Linked DNA regions of Mus musculus: region 2 is linked to region 1. Evidence: chromatin contacts called from ENCODE Hi-C data. All regions are on one chromosome and are shown on one strand. Each heading gives the region's core, a stretch centred on a gene start or an enhancer-like site at or near the end of the contact. The rest is flanking DNA. Distances are from core to core; before and after follow the strand shown.

Evidence for each region. A loop is a pair of places that touch in the nucleus more often than their neighbours do.
Region 2: a loop to region 1 is called in a map of T-helper 2 cell, with 10 times the contacts of the local background. The contact joins the promoter of Nol6 here to the promoter of Ndufb6 in region 1. A Hi-C loop is called at or near these places in 1 of 37 maps with a recorded cell type or tissue (T-helper 2 cell).

Annotation. Positions count from the first base shown.
Region 1 is chr4:40,277,834-40,280,939 of GRCm38, forward strand. It overlaps Ndufb6 (NADH:ubiquinone oxidoreductase subunit B6), which reads right to left and starts at 1,588. Exons shown (of 4, transcript NM_001033305.3): 1 at 1,325-1,588. The coding sequence starts at 1,504.
Region 2 is chr4:41,122,672-41,125,727 of GRCm38, forward strand. Nol6 (nucleolar protein family 6 (RNA-associated)) reads right to left here and starts at 1,668. Exons shown (of 26, transcript NM_139236.3): 1 at 1,488-1,668; 2 at 788-988; 3 at 588-704. The coding sequence starts at 1,574.

The DNA of each region.
Region 1 (3,106 bases), core at 338-2,837:
CTGTCTGCATATATGTATGTGTACCAGGAGTATGCCTGGCGCCCTCAGAGCTCAGACAGAAGAAAGCATCAGATGCCCTGGAACTAGAGTTACAGACAGTTTTGAGCCACCATGTGCATGCTGGGAACCAAAACTGGGTCCTCTGAAAGAGCCAAGTGGTCTGAAGCAGTCACCTCTCCAGCCTCACCCCACCCCTCACTTGAGACAGGGTCCCAAGCGTTAGCCAAGGCTGGCCCGCCTCCCTCTGCAGAGATCCTCGGCTATCCTCCTGCCTCAGCCTCTGGAGCTGCTGTGATTACCAACATGCGCTGCTTACTCTCCCTAGCATGAGCTACCTTATTTTTCAATGTGTGTGGAACAAAAACCAAACCAACTAACCAAACAAAAACATTCCACCACTACCAACTATGTGTGATAATTATTTTACAAATTTCTAAATGGAACATATTTCCTGACAGATTGGGGCTGACCTACCAATTTCAGTATTTTCACTAACTCTGAGGCTTCCTATAGAATATCCATAGATTCTAAGACAGAATAAGCACCATTCTGCAAGACATAAGGCATTGTTGTTCAAGAAACCAACCAACCAACCAAGACTTTGTACAACTACTACTTCTACTTCTACCACAATTACTGGAAGGAGCTGAAAGCAATTCCCACACAATGTTCGCTACTCATCATTGATGTGATTTAATAGCAGTCTCCAAGAAAATATCTGGAATCCTTACAATAAAAAGCAGTCCTTGAGTGAACGGTTTTTCTGCCTGGAGGTCATGGAATGCAATTTAAAAGTAACTAAAAGTGTGTTAAACGTACACAGTGATGCGTAGAAAGGGAGCTTTAGAGTCTGACAAAGCATACCAAATAGAACCCTGTCTTCTGTTGCGACCCCATGGGGCTGTACTATACCAGCTGGCCAGTCTCTGGCACCTCAACCCTACCCACCGCGTAAGTGTTCTCAAATACTGAAATCACAGCCTGTGATCTCAGTTAATTCTGACCAGTTTAACCCGAGAAAAGGTATCTACACTCGAAAGAACTGCATGTGCGGCGAGCGTCTTGTAAAACCTAAGACCCGACTTCTCAGTACACCTGACAGCCACCTGCTCCTGGACTCCAGACCCCAGCCCTGAACAATAGCGACCTGACAGCGTCTCCGCTAAACCTGAGCCCCTGGACTGATTGTCCCTTGGGGCCCTCCCGGGTATGCGGGCTCTGGACAGGGTTGGGCCTTGATGGAACTGAGAGGAGTGGGCTGGGAGGCTTGGCCAGGCTGCGACCCGGGGTGGGAACCCGGACACCCGTGTGGCTCATCACTCACCATGTTCTTCCACACGGCCCCGTCCCGCAAAAAGTTATCCCAGAATCGCTCCAGGGGCCACATCCTGCGCGGGGGCAACACGGGCTCCCGGGGACTCAGCTCCTGGTCCTTCAGCCATCGTCTCCTTAGCTCCCGCAGCTGCTGCAGCCGCAGCTTCTCATCCGGCGTGTACCCTGACATGTTGCCGACGAGCCTACACAGGACCGGTCACTGACCTGCCCCTCCCGCTCCGCAAAGCGACCTTGAGGCGCCTGGAAGCGGCGCGGAGTGATGACGCCACACCAGCCCCGCCTCTGGGGGCGGGCCGACTCCTTCGCGGAAAGCAGGCTCTGCTCATGCGCAAAGCCCTCTCTTGGACCCTGGGTTTTAACAACCTGGGTTAAGTATGAGCTCAGGAAGGTCCCTGAGTTAAGAACTAAGTGGGCGGTGTTGGAAAGTGTGAGAAGTCCTGGGGCTAGGGTTCAGAGAAAGAACTTGTAGGGGAGGGGACCGGAAGAACAAGGACGATGGTTTAGCGAACCTCTGCCTCGCCCCCTTGAATTCTCTTCTTGACCGAGAGACACTTGCGTCCGAATTTGGCTCCCACCTCTTTCGTAACCCGCTAAGTAATCTTGAGCGCCTATCTCGGTTTTCTTCCCTCTCTGTACTGCAGAAATAAAGAGCACCTTATTTGGGAGGCTTCCATAGGCTCGCTCACTCTTTGATTCTGCCGGCCCACTTTGTAAGACATCCCAAAGGTATGGCAGTAAAAATTTGTAGGGGTGTGCACGAATATTCGTCACAACACGATATGTAATAGCAAAACATTGAAAAATCACCTCCCAGATTTCAGAATAGAGGATTAGTGGGAAAGCTTATAGTACTGTAAAGCATTGGTATGCTACTGCCATAAATGAGCCTTCTATTCATAACTGGAGTAACTTCTACAATCTATTGATAAGTTAAAAAAATAAATAAGTAAATAAAACCAACTACACCAAGTATGCTACCTTTTATCCAAAAGCAGGGAGAGTAGTAGTGATACTAAATATATATACATGCTCTGAAAATTTTAGAGTAATAAATGAAAATAATTTTGTTATTTGTATTTGGTTTTGGAGACAAGATCTCATGTTGGCTTTGAAATTGCTATTTAGGGAGACTGGACTTAAACTCCGAATTCCCCTGCCTCCACTACTCATGAGCTAGATGAAGTACACCAGTATGCCCAACCTAACTACTGCTTCAAACACCACCACCAATATTATATAGGGAAGATAGGATAGACACAAAAGTAGGAACTAGGGAGTTTGGAGGTGGCTTAGCGGTTAAGAACACTTACTGCTCCGTCAGAAGACTGAATTAGGAGAATCTAGCTACATGGTGGGGCTTCTGGAACCTGAGTGTTCTCCAGCAGAGAAGAATATGATTTATAAGGCTCTCTCTAGCGAACCAGAACTGGGGAAGTTTCTAAGACCAGTAAGCAACTTGATTAGCAGGTTTCTCTGGTCAAAGATGAAAACATTTCAGCATCAGTAAGTATGAATTGAATGATTTTTAAAATATAAAACACGTCACACATAACCAAGTCAAAATACTTTATTAAAAAATCTCGTTTTTGATTTTTGGATGATTTTTTTAAAGATTTTATTTATTTTGTGTGTATGAGTACACTGTCGCTGTCTTCAGACACACCAGAAGAGGGCATTGGATCCCATTATAGATCATTGTGAGCCACCATGTGGTTCCTGGGATTTGAATTCAAGACCTCTGGAAGAGCAGTTGGGTGTTCTTAACCGCTGA
Region 2 (3,056 bases), core at 418-2,917, 840 kb after region 1:
GTTGGAAGTAAAGGTTCACAACTATAATCCTAGCACTCAGGGGACTGAAGCAGGAGGACCACCACCAGTTTGAGTTACAGTACGGGTTACAAAGTTAAGATCCTATGTTAAAAAGAAAAAAGTGGGCTGGAGAGATGGCTCAGTGGTTAAGAGCACTTCCACAGGTCCCGAGTTCAATTCCTAGGAACCATATGGTGCCTTGCAACCATCTGTAACAATGCTGCCTTCTGGTATGTCTGAAGATAGCAACAGGATTCTCACATACATAAAATCAATCAATGAATCTTAAAAATGAAACAAAAAACAAAACCAAACAAAAGTGGCTCAGGCCCTCAATCTCCGTCCTTGGGAACTATGCAGGACAATCAGGAGTTCAAGGCCAGCCAGCCAGGGGCATGTAAGACCCTGTTCAAACAAACAAAACACCTACAAAACTTGTACAAGATGGAGCTACATTTGAGAGACAAATGCATGACCTGTGTCCTGGTTGAGTCTTCTTGCAATGAGAATGATCTCCTTAGTAACCAAGTTTCGTGGAACAGCAAAGAGGGTCTCATGACTCACTGTCCCAAGGCCATCTGCCTTACCTCAGCCTCAGGGACTGGAGGCACTTTCTGGATCCGCTTGGTAACCTCCTTCAGGAAATTATCAATCCTCTCTTTCTTCTTCTCTGACAGTCTGACTTCCTTTAGTAACTCCTCCACCTTTAGCAGGGGGAAGGGAGGAATCTGTGAGCCTCGGGACCCCACGGAAACCCCTCTAACCTATGCCCTGGCCACCCACGTACTTGTAAACGAAGCAAGGTGGAGTGGAACAAGATCTCGGTCTCACGGAGGCGATTTAGCTCCTCATTTGTAGGCTCCTTGTACAGCTCCTCCCGACTGAGGTTCACTGGCTGCAGGAGGCCTTCTGCAGGTGGCTCTGTTCTTGCACGCTTTCTTGAGGGTGCCTTCTCTTTGTCCATGCCTTCGAAGGCAAGTTCCATCACCTATGACCAGAGAGACAGAAACCAACATGCCAACATGAAATCGGGGGGGGGGGGGGGGGGGGGTATCTGTATCAGCTGACTCAAGTTTGTGGGTAAAGGGTTCATCTACTCTAGTTGTTCCCTTTCAGTGGGCGTTAAGATTTTTATAAAACTCGGGATAGCCATCACTGAGAGAAATCTGACAGCGTGAGGATGCAGTCCTGCTTAGACCTGACTGAGTTTGCCAGTCACTGCCTGAGGTAGTGCTCCAATGCCCTCCTGTTTCCGGACACCACAAATCTTTTGCTGAGACAGGCTTAGGCCTTCCCAAATATCACCTCTTCTCCTGCTCTATCCAGATCTCTCCAAGGCTAGATTCCCTAAAAATCATTTTCCCAGTAACCTAGGCCGCCCTGGAGTAATCTTTTTTCTATCATAGTAGGCCGCCCTGCAGGCTAGGTATCAGGCCTGACTATCTCAGGCTCTGTCGTCAAAATAAAGCACATTTTGAGCAACCAACCTCTGGGTCCTCAGTTGCTCGTCGGTGCTGCTCTCCGGCGGGGGCCGGTCCCATCTTCACAGCAGGTCTCTCTCCAGCACTTGGCATCCAAGCCGGATCTACCCCGTAGCTTCCCACGTGGGCCGAAACGCCAACTCCAGGGCTCAAACCCTTGCCCCAGGCCCCACCCACTGCAGTTCCATTGGGCTAGTGCATGCCGTCTCGCTCACTATTGGTCAGTGGTTCAAAGGAACCCGCCCATTGTGGGAGGAACCAAACAAGGTCCGCCGATTTACAGCCTCGACGCCGCACTAAACCGGAAGCGTTTGGGACTGCAGCTCGTCGCGTTCTTTTCCTCACTTCCCTTTCGGGAAGGGAGGAGCTTACTGTGGCTTCCGGTGTGATGGGGTTTTGTGTGTGTGTGTGTGTGTGTGTGTGTGTGTGTGTGTGTGTGTGTGTGTGTGTGTGTGTGTGTGTGTGTGTGTGTGTGTGTGTGTGTGTGTGTCTGTCTGTCTGTCTGTCTGTCTGTCTGTCTGTCTCAGCTTACTGTGGCTTCCGGTGTGGTGGGGTTTTGTGTGTCCGTGTGTGTCTCTCTGTCTGTCTCTGTCCGTCTGTCTGTTTTCGCTAGTGGTTCACAGCATCTAACCGTGTCTATGAGCAAGTTATGTGATTTCTACCTCCAAAATGTATCTTGAATTTGTTTTTTTTTCTGTTTCCACAAACAGAAAGTTCAAGTGTCTAGCATAATAGCATAGCTTCTCTCCAGCTTTTCCTTCTTAAAATATAAGATAACCTATTCAAACTCCAAAACTTTAAACACAGAACCATCGTAATAGCGAAGTTCTAAGTACTTTGCCAATTTACTTTTATTTACATATTATTTTAGAAAACTACTTGGAACTGGGCATGGACGCTCATCCCAGTAATATTCACGATGCTGAACCTGAACTATGAGGGACACTCTCAAATGACACTTTAGCATCTACCTTTTAAGACTTCTCATACTGGGCTGGTGAGATGGCTCAGCGGTTAAGAGCACTGACTGCTCCTCTAAAGGTCCTGAGTTCAAATCCCAGCAACCACATGGTGGCTCATCCATAATTGACAGCTACAATGTACTTACATATAATAAATAAATAAATCTTTAAAAAAAAGACTTTCATATCTAGCCCATGACCTGGGACCCACACGAGTAGAAGGAGAGAAGTGATTTCTGCGAGTTGTCCTCTGACCTCCACAGTGCATTCAAGTGATACCTGTGTGCTTTCACACACCCAACATGAAATATAATTATGGGGGAAAAGAGTTTTTGCAAAATAACAACAAAAAAATTCCACCCTGGAGACATGGCCAAGAGCTTAAAAGCATTTGTAGATCATGCAGAGGACCTAGGTTTGGTTTCCCAGCACCCACGCAGCTTTGAAACTCTCAACTACTGCCTGTAATGCCAGTCCTAGAAAATCCTTTGGCACCAGGCACTCCTGTGGTACACACACCTATATGCAATAATTTTGTTTTAAAGTCTCACTATGCATCCCGGACTGGCCTGGATCTCACAGAGATTCATCTGCATCTGACTCCTGACTGCTG